Regions from separate parts of the Homo sapiens genome. Here region 2 is linked to region 1. Evidence: read pairs that join two places in POLR2A ChIA-PET (ENCODE). Cell type or tissue: MCF 10A. All regions are shown on one strand. Each heading gives the region's core, and the rest is flanking DNA. Links, peaks and the distances in the headings are about the cores only.

The links. ChIA-PET counts read pairs that join two places held together with the same protein. Peaks named below come from ENCODE experiments on the same cell type or tissue, not always from the same donor. Only the 100,000 strongest peaks of a DNase experiment are listed, where the experiment ranks them.
Region 2: POLR2A ChIA-PET joins it to region 1 with 12 read pairs; 7 of 35 experiments call an interaction of 5 or more read pairs at or near these places.

What each region holds. Positions count from the first base shown.
Region 1 is chr21:41,748,333-41,756,659 of GRCh38, reverse strand. RIPK4 (receptor interacting serine/threonine kinase 4) reads left to right here. Exons shown (of 8, transcript NM_020639.3): 2 at 1-135; 3 at 5,415-5,563; 4 at 7,457-7,506. Among named protein-coding and RNA genes, the nearest start is that of MIR6814, 5.7 kb to the right of the region's middle. RefSeq lists an enhancer at 3,028-3,819. In MCF 10A, for the core only: no CTCF peak of the experiment used is centred there; DNase peaks (open chromatin) are centred at 399, 4,319, 4,909 and 5,669.
Region 2 is chr21:41,628,220-41,636,546 of GRCh38, reverse strand. No RefSeq gene overlaps it. Among named protein-coding and RNA genes, the nearest start is that of LINC00111, 47 kb to the left of the region's middle. In MCF 10A, for the core only: no CTCF peak of the experiment used is centred there; DNase peaks (open chromatin) are centred at 1,546, 2,086, 4,416, 6,046 and 1 weaker place.

The DNA.
Region 1 (8,327 bases), core at 270-8,269:
CCATGGGATCTCCGGTTCCGAATCATCCACGAGACGGCGGTGGGCATGAACTTCCTGCACTGCATGGCCCCGCCACTCCTGCACCTGGACCTCAAGCCCGCGAACATCCTGCTGGATGCCCACTACCACGTCAAGGTGGGGGGCCGCACGGTGCCCGAGAGAGCTGGGCAGGGAGGGCCTGTGTCTTGGGGAGCAGGGTATCAAGGGGTCAAGCCCTGAGGTCAGGACAAGGGCAGAAGAGGAGGTGGTTCTTCTTGGAGGAAAGAGCTTGAAACCGAGGCCTTTTGCAGCATGAGGACTCCAGGAGCCTAAGCTTGTCCTGGTTGGTATGAAAACCACACGCCATGTAGCTGGAGGGTAGCTTGGTGAACATGGGGGCTGTTCCCCCAAATCTTGGCATATGACTCATTCCGGAAAAAGATTACGGGTTTGTGGGTTTTGGTCTTATGAAATCAGGTTAGAATTCAGCCCGTGGGCCAGGTGTGTCCTTGCGAGACCTTAGGCTCTGCAACAAAGGGACGCATTTCCCTCAGTGTTTTCAGGAGCTCGGGGTGGTGGGAATGTGGGGGTCCTCTGCAGTGGGGTCCTCAAAGTGCTGTGGAAAGAGGCTTGTGAGGAGGGGCTCGTTGCCTCTGTCTGCCCCTGCGTAGAGTGCGGAGTGGCAGCGTGTTGCGTTAGTGCAACGCCTGGGAGATGGAGCTTGCTTTTGCTTCGCTGATAGGTTTTTGAAACACAGAAAAGTAAGAGAGATAATGTAACTGAAAACCAGTGTTGCCTCTGGGCCTTGGCAGGTGTTAGCATCATCACCTTTGCATCAGGGCTGTATTTCCTTGTATCTCCTTTGATGGCCTTCGTGGCTAGGGTTGTACTGTCGTTGACATGTGGTGGTTACACCTGGCGCGTTGTAGTTTTTCCCCACGTGGTGATGTTCACATGCTCTTGGGAGGCCCAGGGTGATAGGCTGGTCCACATGACACTGGTGTCTGCCCTGGGAGTGAGAAGGAGCCGAGAGCCATGGTCCGGATCCATGTAGTTCATGCAGGGGACAAGCAGAGGAGTCCCCTGCCTGGCTTGGCTGTGCTACTGTTCCTGGTGGCACAGCACTTCCAGGCCTCTCTGATGGCCTGACCATTAATTAGGAGAGACCTGAATTCAGGGCCCGGCCCTGCCCCTGAGCTCTTGGGTGGGACGGGAGCGGTGGCTCGTATGGCATGCGCACGGCCGCTCCCTGTGCCCAGACTCTGCGGACGAGTGCATCTCGCGTGCCTTGCTCAGCCAGGGCGGTGGTGAGGAGGTCAATTTTTCACTTCGGGCAGTAATTATAAGTTGTCTCTTAGGTAGGTGTTGCGCAGTAATAAGATTTCAGCTAGAAGATGAAGCACCGTCCTGCGAAGTGAAGTAGGAAATTGAGATAATGGAGACAAAAATCAAATGACTTGGCTTGAACGGGCTCTCTGGTGGTTTCCCGCATCTGCTTATGTTCTGGGACCCCTGGGATTCCCGTTTCCTGTGATGGGCAGGGCTGGGCCTCACATGCGGACCCCCCATTCCCGCCAACATTTACGGGCTTGTTTCTAGGTAGCACAGGCTCTGGGGCCCTAATGACTAGTAAGCTCTGCCGTCCAACGTGCACTGAATACCGGAAAGGACATGCTAGAGGCTTCACCTGCGGGAGCTGCCCTCATCCTCAGAGCAGAGGTGCAGAGTGGACGGTGGCCTCTGGTTCTCGCTGAGTCTCTGCTTAGAGTGAGTAAATTAGCAGCCAGGATCGTCCAGCTGTAAGTCACGGAGCAGAGACCTTGATTTCCACCTGGCCTGCCACTGTGCTTGACATGAAAGAAACCAAATGACCACTGCACGTAGCAGTCACTTGGGGGCAGGGTGTGTGGCCCGCAGGCTGGGCCTAGAGGCGGCCCTGTGGGAGGGGGTGGGAGTGCTCCTGGGGCTGGGCCTTCACACAGGGTGGGGCTTTTCTGCCCTCAGGAGTCGGGGCAGGCAGCAGCAGAGCCTTTAGGTGAAGGAAACAGCCCAAGAGACGCAGAGAGCTCTGGGCCTTCCTGCAGGGGCAGCAGGCAGCAGGGCTTCCCTGTCTTTCAGGACAGCTGCAGGGGGCGGATGCTGCCTGGAACTGCTTTCTCAGGGAGGCTGCTGTCGAAGGCACGCTGGGTGCTGGCCAGGAAGTGACAGGACATCTCTGTGTGGTGCCCCTGGGACATCTTAGGGCCCTGTGTACCCTGACAGGCCGCAGGAAAGATTGCTTTTGTGTGGCGTCCTTCTTAATCAGGCATGTTAGTCACCATCAAGAAGCCCAAAAACAAACCGAAAAATACCTTTACGTGACATACTTATTTTTTCTGTGAAATAGCTACTGGTGTGCGTAGAGTGCAGCAGGGAGTGTGTGTCGGGGTTCTGAGAGTCAGCGCCTTTGTTCCTGAAGACGAAGTGTGGAAGCTTTGCATGGACTGACCACTGGGCTTCTGGGCAGTCCTCAGTAGACAGTTATTCAATGCAGGAAAACTGTAATCCAGAATCCTGCAATTAGATCCTAAGTTGCCATTCCAGTGCTGCCATTCGCCTCTGAGATGGGCTCCCTCAGTGCTCAGGGCTCGATTCAAACTGGAAATATCACAGCAACTGTCTACTTCATGAAGCAGTTAAATGTAAATAGTATACAAAGTAATAGTATCAAATTAATGCTTGATATTATTCAACATTACATATACTAAATACCAATATTAAGATACTAGTTGGAATCAATTTCAACTTAAAAATGAAATAACTTGGTTTAAAATCTCAGGCTGCATTTATATGTCCAGTTAGCCCAAAACAGACGCTTTTCAAAGGGTCACACGCGGGTCACGTTCTGCTGTGTCTTTCTTTTAGAGGCAGCAAAACCCCGGCAGGCTGCTTTCTTAGTCTTGACAGCTGGACCTTGAAGTTGAAGGGCCATGTGCTTGGGGGCAGCTGTGAGCCCTCAGCTCTTGGAGATGCAGAGTCGGGTGCTGATGAGAGTGTTTGTAACTCTTGAAGCATTTGCTGGTCAGAGTGGATGCCACAGTAGCTCGCTGTTGAGGACACGGGGTGAGGGGCAGCTTGGGTGGGAAGATGAGGAAAGGCGGAGGGGAAATGCAGCCGGCCAGGAGTCCGAGACATGGAGGGAGGAGAACATAGAGGGTCAGTGACCCTCCTAGAATTCTCAATTCCGAGCTTGCATTTTGTTGCCAGAGGTTTTACAGAGAATTTCTGCTCGTTTTCTTTTCACCAAGTATAGTTTGGAGTGGCTGGCTCTATCTGACAAAGACAGGAGGAGAAAAGGCTGCAGGCCTGGGGAAGCACCAGGCTGAGATCTCTGCACCCCTGTCGTTTTTCTTTTCTTTTCTTTTCTTTCTTAATGATCTCAGATGTCATTTAATTTTCACAACAAAGCTACAGGATGGGTACTGCTATTGCCTCCTTTTATGAAAAAAGGAAACAGGCACAGAGAGGCTAATAGTCCAGGGCCACGGAGCTACTAACTTGTACAGGCAAGATTAGAACAGTGAGTCTGATCCTTAACTAACCGTGGGAGGGAGATATTTTTTTCCTACATTCAACCATACAGGGGGAGGAGGAATTGCCTAGAAAGTATGTGATGCTTTCTTTATTTTTATTATTATTTTTTATTTTACTTTTAGTTCCGGGATACATGTGCAGAATGTGCCAGTTTGTTACATAGGTTTATATGTGCCATGGTGGTTTGCTGCACCCATCCACCATCTAGGTTATCACCTAGGTTTTAAGACCCGCATGCATTAGGTGTTTGTCCTAATGCTCTCCCTTCCCTCTTCCCCTACGCACCGACAGGGCCCGGCGTGTGATGTTCCCCTCCCTCTGTCCATGTGTTCTCATTGTTCAGCCCATTTCTGAATTTGAAGGCTTTCAAGCCACTGATGACTGTTGAACTGAAACTTCCTGTGCTCTGGAGCTATTTGGAGAGTTAGGACCCGTTGTTGTGTCCCAGCGTCCAGCAGCCGCCGGGGTTTGCAGGGTCGGGTGATGGCGTTCCTCTGGGGAGCTGGCGCTTTCCCTGGAGTGCAGAGTGTGGCTCTCAAGGGCGGTGCAGGCCTGAAGGCCCTGGGAGAAATGGAAGTGGGAGGACATGAGAGCCGCTGGAGTCGAGGCCTTGTCCTGGTGCTCCTGGCTGCAGAGAAGGAGGGCCGGTCCCTGCTCGCAGGCCTTCCCCCCTACCTCCCTGCAGATGTGCTCAGGATCCCTGGAAGCCCGAGTCACAGGTCATAAATTCTCCCAGCTGTTTGGTGCTGATGACAGCAGCCCTATTGGCTCACCACATGGGCATGGCCAGCCCAGAATTAAGGCCTGACTCAGCCTCATTTCCTGTCACTCCATGGGTGTGTTTGAGAGGAGCTCAAGAGTTAATGAAAAGGGTTTTTAAAAAAATCCATATGCCTTGAAGGAAAGTTGAGAGCAGCACTCCCCCTGGATCAAGAGTCCCATTAATGCTGATGACTTGTGTCTTCATCCCACATACGGTTTTCAGCAGCTTCAAAGGGGACTGAGTTACACTGGAGAGGGTAGGACACTGGCAGGAAAGGGGATGCCCCCGAGAGAGGTCAGACCGGGGGTCTGTGAAGTCTCCCCAGTGAGCTCCAAGGTCACCTTTGCCCGAAGGAGACCTGAGACCTGCCTCCCCTGAATGCGGACGTTGAGGGCATTCCTGGAGGAGCTGGGTGGCCGGTGCTCCTTGGGGCCCGGGCGCTGCCAGCAGAGGTGTTTATCAGACCTTCACTCGAACACATGTGTTTGAAGCAGCCAGCCAGTGTCTGCTGATCACAAAACACTCCAGATGGACGGGGCTCTGAGGCGTGTGTTTTGTTTGCTTTAAAGTTTAAAGGGCTTCTGAAGGTGTGTTTCTGTGTTTCCCTTTAAAGGACTTGCAGCCACTTGCCCGCCAGCCTCCCCAGCTGGCAGGTTGCATAACCTGCTCCCCGACTTCTCTAGGAGCAGACCTGGTCTTCACATGTGTCTCTCTTTACCTGAACCCTCGAAGGCTTGTTTTTTTCCCTTTATGCCGGCTCAGCCGGCTCTCAACCACCATGGCAAACATGATGCTTTACAGAAGGTGGATTCTAATTCTTCTGCAGTTCTGTCCCGGATAACTCCTTCCTTACAGTACGATTCTTTCACCTGCCCGTCAAATGTGCTGCTCCTAATGCCTCCAGGCTTGCTTCTGCCCCAGAATCTGTCTCCCTCCCTGCCTGGGGCAGGGCTACCTGGAGAGGCACAGACACGGCTCTTAGGGGCTCCTGGAAAGCTCTCACCCACCCTCTGAGATTGCAGAAGGGAGCTTTTGATAAAGCATCATAAAATATCACTGTTGCAGGCTAATGAGCCCCGCTCTGATGGCTGTGTTGCAGATTTCTGATTTTGGTCTGGCCAAGTGCAACGGGCTGTCCCACTCGCATGACCTCAGCATGGATGGCCTGTTTGGCACAATCGCCTACCTCCCTCCAGAGCGCATCAGGGAGAAGAGCCGGCTCTTCGACACCAAGCACGATGTATACAGGTGTGTGACATGCCGCCCCCCATCCCCTGTGGGTGCCAGGGGCTCTCAACCTCAATGCTTCATGCCCTGAGCTGCAGCTTTCAGAAAGGCCTCTTGCTGCCAGTCAGAAATGGGGCTCGGGCCAGGCGCGGTGACTCACGCCTGTAATCCCAGCACTGCGGGAGGCCGAGGCAGGAGGATTACTTGAGCCCAGGAGTTTGAGACCAGCCTGGGCAACATGGTGAAACCTCATCTCTACAAAAAATACAAAAATTAGCCCAGCTTGGTGGCGTGCACCTGTAGTCCCAGCTACTCGGGACTGAGGTTGGGGGATTGCTTGAGCCCGGGAGGTGGAGATTGCAGTAAGTCATGATTGCACCACTGCATTCCAGCCTGGGCAACAGAGCGCGACCCTGTCTAAAAAACAAACAAACAGAAAGGGGGCTAAGTCCACATAGAAGGGGTGGGTGCTTGTAGAGTTCAGGGATTTCTTTGCTGTGAGTGTTGCTAGCCAAGGAGGAAGGGTGTTCCCAGGTCCACATTTGGGCCAGGCTGACAGCCCTGCCCTGTCAGAGCCTTGGTGATTTCATGACCCGTGGGCTTTATGGCTTGTCTGTTGGAAGAACCTGCTGCTTTCAGTGGTCTGTACGCATGTGTGTTTGTACTTTCCGAAATTCACTCTGATTTTGTGAGGCGAGCAGCTCATCTTCTTCATGGCACTTAACCTTTGTTGGTCAGAGATCAATCCCCAAGTCACCTAGTCCCTTCCTTTTTCAAATTGTAAAGGTCTTAATCACACAGACTTCTTGGAGAAGAAAAGTGGGTGGGAGCGTGTGAGCAGGCACTAAGCCTCCCATTGTGGCTGTTATCCAGCAGCACTGTGACTCGGACCCCGCATGTGAGCTCTGCCTTTTGGTCACTGCCGCCGCCAGCAGCCCAGGCTGACTGGTTTGACAGTGGCCATTGTGCATGTGCTTAGCTGGGGCTTTAAGCTGAGAGTTGCCTGGAAGTGTCACTTTGGAGACTAGTCACAGCTTGTAGAGTTTGGGGAGATTGAGATCCTCTCCATTTATTTTAGAGTTTGGAGTTCCAGCTTTTGAACCTGCCGTTTGAACTAATTTTCGATGGTGAATTCGTTGTCTATAAACAGCCCTCACCAACTCAGTGCTCCTTGGAGGCTCAGTTTTCGGACTTCTGTTTTTCTTTTCTTTTTTTTTTTTTTTTTTTTAATCAATTTGGGCACTTTTTTTGGTGTATCCAGAGTAATGTACATGAACGTATCCCTCATATTATCTATATATTTCTAAGCAGCCCCCGAAAAAGGCTTTGGGGCGTTCAGCTGTGTTGTCTCCTACGTTTTCTGCGCACTTTCTTTAACAACCCTCTAATGATGAACTCTCAGTGAGCCTCTGTTAGGAACGCTGAAATCTCAGCAAGCCTACGTTAGGAACGCTGATCAGAACCAGAATCCGTGTTTTCAGAGAATGAAATCATTGTTGGGGGAGGGCATGGGAGTTGCCCATCATTCATTCATCCATTTCTTCAGTAAATGCCTGCGCAGGTGCTCTGTGCCTGGTGCTTGCGAGAAGATATCAGTGAGGCACACAGGCGCTGTTCCCCAGGAGCTCACGCCCCGCATAGGGTGGCACCCTCTTTGGAAGTCCCTCAAGCTGCCTGAAGATTGTAGCCCAGTTGGCGAAGTTACTTGAGTCTGTCTGACATCTGAGCTATCAACATGCTGGGCTTCACTATAGAGAATTTTCTCTTTTTAAAAACAGGAGAAATATCTCGGTGTCATGGCTCTGTCTTTGGAAGGCTTCAGAACAGGTGTCTTCACGCCTGTTGCTGTGCATGAGTGCATTTGGCTTTGAGTCTCTGGCTGTCAGATGCTAACGTGCCTGGTTTCTCTTCCAGCTTTGCGATCGTCATCTGGGGCGTGCTCACACAGAAGAAGCCGTTTGCAGGTGAGTGGACCTGTCTTTGAGGTGTAATGTGCTTGTCTTTCCTGGAATAATGGGGGGACACCTTGTTGTCCTTTCTCTATCCTAAAACAGAGCCTGTGATCCACGCTGCCATAGGTGCTGCTCTGTGGTGTAATTTGCATGCAGGAAAAGACACAGATCTGAAGGGGCCTGTTCAATGGAATGTTTTTAGGTGCCAGCTAGTTTTTTTGTGGTAGTAAAATATATATAACATAAAATTGGTCATGTTAGCCATTTAAAGTGTATAATTCAGTGACATTAACTACACTGGCAGTGTTGAACAAGCGTTACCACTGTCTAATTCCAGAACATTCTCATCATGCTAGAAGGCAAAGCCCATGGCCATTCTGCAGTCCCTCGCCCTTCCTCCTGCTCAAGCCCCAGCAACCACTCACCTGCTTTCTGTCTCCAGGGGTTTGCCTGTGCTGGTATTTCCAGCTAATTCTTTTTTGTTTACTTTTTAAAAAAATAGTCATAAAATACACAGAACAAAACTTAGCATGTCAGCCGTGTGAAGCATACAGTTCAGGAGCATTACATGTACCCGCGTGCTTGCGCAGCCAACCTCCAGAGCTGCTCAGTGCCATGGAGTTGCTTGCAGGAGTGGCACCCCTGCCCAGCTTGAGAGCTGTGGTGTTTGCTTCCCCAGCCAGGCAGCCACCATTCCGAACACCATCCTCAAAGTTGTCACACCTTGACTTACTTATCATAAAAATCCAGGACTTTTTAGCTTTGTTGGACAGATTCCCTTTTCCTCTAAAGACATTTCTGGGCTACTCATGATATTTTGTGGTGTGACCGAA
Region 2 (8,327 bases), core at 204-8,203, 120 kb after region 1:
GTCAGAAGAACAGGGAGGGGAGCATTGGAGTCAACCCCCTGCCCCTTCACCCCAACCCCTGCGAGGAACAACATGGAGTGTGAGTCAGGGCAATGAGAATGAAGAAAGGCCCCACAGGGCTGTGTAGGGCAGGATAAGGGGCTCCCTGTAAGAAGCCAGGGCATTGTCCCACATTTGTCCTACCAGGGGAGTCCTGTTTTTTGCATCTTGACTAGACTTTAGAGGCAGGCCTAAATTCTTTATCTGGGTATGTTTAGAAGAAACATAGGCCTGGCAGAGTCAGCACTGGATGGTGGGTGGAAGGATGAATGGATGAGTGGGTAGATAGATACATGAATGAATGGATTAATGAATAGATGGATGGGTGAGTGGATGGATGGATGGAGCAGGTGGATGAGTGGATGGATGGAGTGGGTGGATGAATGGATGGATGATGGATGGGTGGATGAGAAGATGAATGGATGGTGGATGGAGTGGGTAGATGAATGGATGGATGGATGGATGATGAATGGAGTGGCTGGCTGGTGGATGGATGATGGACAGGTGGATGTATAGAAGGATGATGGAAGAATAGATAGATGAAAAGATGGATGGTAGAGTGGGTGGAAGGATAGATGGATGAGTGGGTAGATGAATGAATGGATAAATGGATGGATGGATGGTGGATTGATCAGTGGATGATAAATGGAGAGGATGGATGTATGAATGGATATATAGAGGGATGATGGATAAATAGACAAAAAGATGGATGATGGAGTGGGTAGATGGATAGATGGATGGATGATAAATGGATGAATGAATGGGTGGATGAATGGATGAATGGATGGATAGATGGATGGATGGATGGACAACCTTCACCTCTCTGGTTTGAGGTTTGGATTCCATGCTCTCCGGGGTTCCTGCCAGTCCTGGTTGTGTGAGGGTCCATCACTGTAGAATCAGACTATTGGCTGTGGGGGCTGGGGGTGGTTCTTACGCTGGCAGGGAAAGTGTGAGAGCAACTTGCGGGTGAGACAGGATGAGAAAGAATTGTTGGAGGAGGCAGAGGGAAAGGAGGGCAATAGCAAGGTAGTGGGGGGAGGAGAAAGGTGAAAGAGAGAAAGTGGGTAAAGTAAACTAAGTCTGGCAGCTTTGAAGGTTTCCCCAATTGCAGACCCAATTACTTCTAATAACACCTTGGAGCTCCTTGGCGCCTTCTCCCAGAAGCTCAAAGCCTTTGATTGATGCTGTGAAACTGCTTGACGTTCCAGCAGGCAAGACAGATGTACCATTAATAGCAACATTTATTGCCCAAGGTCACAGGGCACTGGGAGCAGGCCCTAGAGGGGCACGGGGCTGGGCACACAGGGGAAACATTCCCTCCCCTGATCTTCCCTCCTCACCGCCCCGAGGGCCTGGTGCCTTGTATGGTGTGCCCTGCCCGAGCTCTCAGAGAGCCCAACCGTGAATTCATAAGCATTAGTAAGTCACCGGTTCTCACGACACACTATGAGCTCACAGCTGTAACCGACTCATTTTCAAAACAAGGACGCCCAGACTGGGGCAAGCCAAGTGACTCCCCCTAAGTCACTCAATGTGTCAAAGCTGGAACTGGGAAAGGGTGAATTTCAAGATTTGAAGGCCAAGGTTTATCCTTAGGCCACCTGGCTGGTGTGTCCACAAGCCAACATTGCAAAGGAAAGTGATGAAATCAATAGTTGCTGCAGCCCCGAGAGCACTCTCTCTGCCATCACCATGTGGGGCTTCAAGCCACTTTGCTTCAAGCCACTTGGCTTCACAGGGTCTCAGTTCCTTATCTCACTGCCCCCCTTGCTGGGTGGGCCTCCCTCTTCCCAACCTGCTCTTCCACATCCCTCCCTGCCTTGATTAACTGAGGTCCTCCTTGTTACCAGAGTCACAGGCTGAGGGTTCTGCAGGTTAGGATGGAGGGGGCGGACTGGCGTTCCTCAGGCCTGAGTCAAAGAGGTAAATTATCCAATAAAGCAGCATTACCAACCCCCTAAAAAGAATCCTCAACACAGCAGCCAAGAATGCACCTGAAAGGGTGTGATTTCTTGGCTTCCTGGCTCCAGAAGTACCCTTTGTACCTTTATTGAGATGAGAAAAATGCAGTGCATTCTTGAGCTGGGCCTCAGGGGAAGTCTTGTGGAGACTGGCAGGGGTGAGGCGGGTAATCACCCTGCCTGGGGCCATGAGTCCTCCACCTGCAGGTTCCCAGGAACCGGTCCCAGGCTGCGGAGCAGGGGAGGGGACAGTGGGGTTGGGGGTGCACCCAACTCTGAGTGCAGGGCTGCTAAGAGACAGGCCGGGAGAAGGAAGGAGGAGGGGCAGCTCAGTGGCTGCTCCAGGATCATGGCACCGCTTGTGCCCCATGACTGTCGCTGGGCCCATTCAATCTGCTCTGTCTGCTTCCCCAGTAGAGCAGTGGCACCATGAGGGGCAAGACCCTGGTCTCAAAAGCCTCTGTAGCTTCAGGGACAAGCGCAGCTCCTGGCATGCATGTTAGCAGGTGCATAAGACTTTTCCATGAGATGGACGGATGATGAATGAATGGGTGGTAGATGGATAGAGGGATGGATGGAGGATGAATAGATGGAGAGATGAATAAACAGATGGACAGATAATGGAGAGTGATGGATGGTGGGTGGATGATGAATGGATGGATGGACAGTTGGGCTAATGATGGATGAATAATGGACCGATGGGTGACAGATGAATGATGGATGGTGAATGGACGATGAAAGGATGGAGGGATGATAAATAGATAGAGGGTGTATGAACAGATGAGTGGATGGATGGACAGATGATGAAAGAGTGATGGATGGTGGATCAATGTGAGTGGATGGATGGATGGACAAATGGATAATGGATGGCGCATGGGTGGATGGATGCACAGATAGAAAAATGAACAGGATTCTGGGACACAAGGAAGATATTTGGGATCCTGCCCAAATCCCCACTGTAGCAGGCAATTCAATGAAATACTGAAAGCAGCCACGCTTACGTGTGGGGTGTTTAGAAGGAGGAGCCCCTCTTTCCTCTTCCCCAGCAGCCCACACAGGACCCAGGCTTGGATGTACAGGCACAGAGCAGGAGAGGAGAGTGACAGACGGAGAAAGGGGTGCTCAGGAGCGGTGGGGAGCTGAGGATGGCGGCCCACAGCCTCCCAGTTTCCCAGGCCTCCACCTCTGCCTTTTCCCCAAGTCAACTGGCAGGCCCCGGCCAGGCTAGCAGTTCTGGGGAGAGTCTAACCTGGGGCGTGACTCTGCTCTGTGGAGAGGAGCTGCAGGGGCCCCCAATTACACCTACCCTTTCCCTGCGCACCTTTCGTCTGGTGCAGAGGGCTGTGATTACCCGCCCCCAACCCTTCTTACAAGTGACATAAAACTGTGGCATTCAGAGCAGCGACTTTCAAGCTGCCCCTGACTTAATGAGCTGCCAGTGGAGTTCTTGAGCTAGGTCAGAAGGAGGGGACGTAATTGCATGTTTGCTGCTGGAGGGAGTCCTCCTCTCTGGCGTTAGGTCTGAGGGGAGCAAGTGAAGGCTGACAGGTGCAAGAGGAAGTTGGTCACTGCCTTCCAGCTGGGCCTGGTGCCCAGGTGGAGGAGCCTCCAAACCTCTTGGCACAGAGGATCTGCCTGAGCCCACAGTGGAGCTCAGCCCTTGATACCCACACCTGGCCTGAAATAACCCTCCCCTTTGCAGGTGGCAGGGGCTGTACCTGGAAGCGAATGAGCTGAAGTTCCAGGGGCCCAATCTACTCCAACCCAGGGAGCACCCAGAGCTTCTGGGAGCTATAGAGGGTTGTAGGTGAGGAGAGGATGCCAGAATTCAATCTATTTAAAAGAGATTGCAGAAGGACAGAGGAAGAGACCTGAATCTCCATGGCGCTAACACTTTCTGGTGATTTATTCACATTCTAAATAGGAACTCATATTTGTATCTTACTTTGATTTAATGACTTTATATTATTTTTCTTAAAGAGAGCGAATTGTCTAAGCTTCAATCCAAAGCACCTGAAGGGGCTCCTGACTGCTGGTGTGTTCACAAGTCAGTGGCAAACAATTGTGAGCCGGAGGTGAGACCCACCCTGGCCTCCACCCAGCCCCATCAACCACACAGAGACTGGGTGTCGTGCACTCATCACAGGATCGAGATGTTTGCTCAAGGACTCCAAGCATCAGGGCTGCTGCCCTGTCCGCTGGGTGTCCCCAGACACGTTGCCTCCATGCGGGCTGGCGCTCATCTGCCTCTGCCTCAATCCTCCAGAGAGCACCTCTGGCACTCCTGACACAGGACAAACCAAAGCCCCCCTGCAGCTCAGAAACGCTATTTTGATGCCTCCCCCACCCCCTGCCTCTTCCCAGGTCATGAGTCAAGCCACTGCTTGAAGGAGCTCCTCCCTCAGGCCAGGCACTGTGCCAGCTGCCATCAGCTGCATAGCTGGGCCTATTTCTCTTGTTCGCTGTGGTTACAGGTGGAATCATGCCCCACCCCCAAACCTCAGGGCAGGACACCCGGTGTCCCTTGTCTCTTCCAGAGGGTCACCTGTGCCCTCATGCAGCAGCTCTGGTAGACACATTCTTCCGGTAACCCCATCTCCTCTTCCGCAGGGCCAGCTCAGGAACATCCACTGCCCCCCACTCCTCTCCTGGTATCCCCGCAGGCACAGCGGCAAAGCAACCCTTTCCCACACATCTTCCCATCTGCCCCTGCTCACTGCTGCCAGGGAGGTGCCACCTCCACGCTTACCCACTCTCAGGAAAGGACATAATCCACCCTCCCTCCAAGAGCTCATGGACTGCCAGGATCCTAAACATCATCCCACACTCCTGCTGTGTGGGGGCAAGGCCTCTCCAAGTGCCCCCACTGGCTGTTGCCCTCCTCCAGTCCTGCCTGGGCCCCCATGCCAGACCTGCCTCAGCTCTCCTCTGTGGGAGGATGTAGTGGTTGAATTGTGTCCCCTAAAAAGAAATATTCAAAAAGACAAGCTCACAATCTCCAGTACCTGTGAATGTGCACTTATTTAGAAATCAGCTCTTTGCAGTTGTAGTGAAATTAAGAAGAGGTCATACTGGGCTGTAGTGGGCCCTAAATCCAATGAGTGTCCTTATTGGAGACAGAAAATGTCACATCGAGACAGAGAGGAGGAGGCCACGTGAAGATGCAGGCAGAGAGTGACGTGGCCATGAGCCAAGGAGAGCCAGGGATTGCTGGAGCCACTGAAGCTGGAGAAAGGCAGGGACCGATTCTCCCAGAGCCTTCCTATGAAACCAGCCCTGCAGTCACCTTGATGGCAAACTTTCGGCCTCCAGAACTCTGGGAGGATCAATTTCTGTGACTTTAAGTCCCCGGTTTGTGGTGCTTTACCGCGGCAGCCTCAGCGAACGCATGCCGAGGATGGCAACCACGACAGCAGCTGCAGCCCAGCCCAGGCCGGCCCTGCCACCCTCTCCTGCTGGATCCTTCCCTGGGACAGCCCAGGCCTCGCTTCCAGGGAGAGGGAAGCACAGGGGACAGGGTGAGGGGCAGGGCAAGGTAGGCTCCACGACCGTGTGGAGCCGGCCCAGGGAGGGAGAACCCCCAGACGCATTTGGCACCCCAAGGGGAGACGGACCTCGGATTGAACCACACCTTGATATGTGTACTTGGGATTTGTCTTTTCGGGAGAGGGAGAGGTCAAAAAATAAAATAGAATTCCAGCTTTAGGGCAAATGACTGAGACCATCAATTCATGTGTAGGTATTGACTGAGGTTGATCATTTTGACTCTCAAACTGTGGTTGTAAATGATAATCGCCATGAATTCTGCAAATGATTGATGGTGCAACAGTTTAAATCCCTAGGAAGGAGTTGGCTAAGATTCTGTCAACACAACTTCAAGCCCTCGGTGTTTTTGGCTTCTTCAGGAGAACTGGATGATGGAAAACATTTTTTTTTTTCTTTTTAATCATAGCTGCCTGAATTGCTCATCATTGCTTAGACGGCTTGTGAAGGCAAACATATTGCCCCATAAATTCTCAACTGTCCTGTGCAGAGCGTCATGAGTCACCCGGGGTTCTTAAGGATGAATGGATGGTGGAGCGGCTTCTCAGGAAGATTAGCGAGAAGTCACGGCTGCGCTTGCCAGGCCAGGCCTCTGCAGAACTGACTCACGTGGACAAGGAAACAGCATCAGGGTAGGCGGCCTGACACGGAACTTTGAGAGCAGCGATTCTGCAACCTTCCACATAGGCGTACCCCCATGTGTCGGGGCGTCTCCCCATTTTGTTGTTGCTTTTTCTTATAGGTATGTACAGTAAGTCTTCACTTAACTTGCTTGATAGGTTCTTGGAAACTGTGACTTTCGGCAAAATGACATATAATGCAACCAGTTCACCACAGGTTAGTTGACGTAAACAAGAGTTAAGTTCTTAAGGCATATTTTTGGTCGCGAAAACATCGCCAAATTTTTATTGTTGGTCTTATTTTTATTTATTTATTTATTTTTTTGCTTTTTGTTTTTTTGAAACAGTATCTCCCTCTGCTGCCCAGGCTGGAGTGCAGTGGCACAATCATGGCTCACTCTATCCTCCACCTTCCAGGCTCAAGTGATCCTCCCACCTCAGCCTCCCCAAGTAGCTGGGACCACAGACACATGCCACAGCACCCAGCTAATTTTTAAATTTTTGTAGAGATGAGGTCTGGTCTCAACTCCTGGTCTCAAGCAATCCTCCTCCCTTGGCCTCCGAAAGTGCTGGGATTATAGGCATAAGCCATCACACCTGGCCCAAATTTTGAAATAAAGATCAAAACACTTCTAATATTAAACATCGAAACAAATATGAGCTTTTCATACATTTAAGAAAAATTAAAAACTGGTAACACTATTGAAAGCAATCTGCAGATTTGGTACAATCTCTGTCAAAATAGTTCACAGGAATAGAAAAAAAAATCTTAAAATTTGTATGGAACCCCAAAAGACCCCAAATAGCCAAAGAAATCCTGAGCAAAAAGAACAAAGCTGGAGGCATCACACTGCCTGACTTCGAAATATATTGCAAGCCTATAGTAACCAAAACAGCATGGCACTGGCATAGAAACAAACACATAGACCAATGAAACAAATTATCGACAGAAATTAATCCATGTATCTATAGTGATCCGATATTTGACAAAGGCACCAAGGACACTCATCAGGGAAAGTGTGGAGTCCTGATAAGATAAGTAAGCAACAATCAGGAGGGACCCCAGGTGGGGAAGGGCCCCAGGTGGGGAATAACAACGAACAATTATTCTGAGAGATGGCCAATCACAAACAACCGGATGACAGGATGACAATGACCTAGTTCCTGGTGGCCCCAGCAGCATGACCTCCTTTTGTTGGCCCCTCCAGCATGACCCTATAAAACTTCCCTCCAGCCCCTGCCTTTTTGTAGACAGCCCATTGCAACCTTGCAACCTTGCAACATATTCTCATACCTTCTCTAATAAATCTGCCTTTCTTTACCTACTACTCTCTTGGCAAATACCTTTACCACCTGCGACACCAGCCCTAGCTAGTCACCACCCGTGACAGAAAGGCAGAAATCTGCCTTCTTTACCTTTTTTCATGTATGTGTTGGCCATTTGTATGTCTTATTCTCGGAAATGTCTGTCACATCATTTGCCCATTTTTAAATTGAATTGGTTTTGTTGTTGTTTTGCTCTTGAGGTGTTTGAGTTCCTTGTATATTCTGGATACTAATCTTTCATCAGATGAATACTTTACAAATATTTTCTCCTATTCTGTAGATTGTATTTTCATTTTGTAGATTGTTTCCTTCGCTCTGCAGAAGCTTTTTAGTTTGACATAATCCCATTTGTTTATTTTTGCTTTTGTTGCCTGTGCTTTTGAGGTCTTATTTGTAAAATCTTTTCCCAGACCAATGTCCTAAAGCATTTCCCTGTTTTGTTTTTTCTAGGAGTTTTATAGTTTTGGGTCTTGCCTTTGAGGTCTTTGATCCATTTTCAGGTGGCTTTTGTATGCAGTGAGAAGTGGGGGCCTAGTTTTATTCTGCTGACATCTGCACTCCCAGTGTTTATTGGAGCAATATTCACAATAGCTGAGATATGGAATCCTGGCTTGTGTCCAACAACAGATGAATGGATAAAGAAAAACGGGGCGTATATACACCATGGAATACTATTCAGCCATATGTAAGAATGAGATCCTGTCATTCACGGTAATGCCCTTCCATTGCAGGATCAGATCCACATCCACACTCACTCCAGACAAACGGAACTGGAGAGCATGATGCTGAGTGAAACAAGCCAGGAACAGAAAGCTAAACCCTGCACGCTGTCACT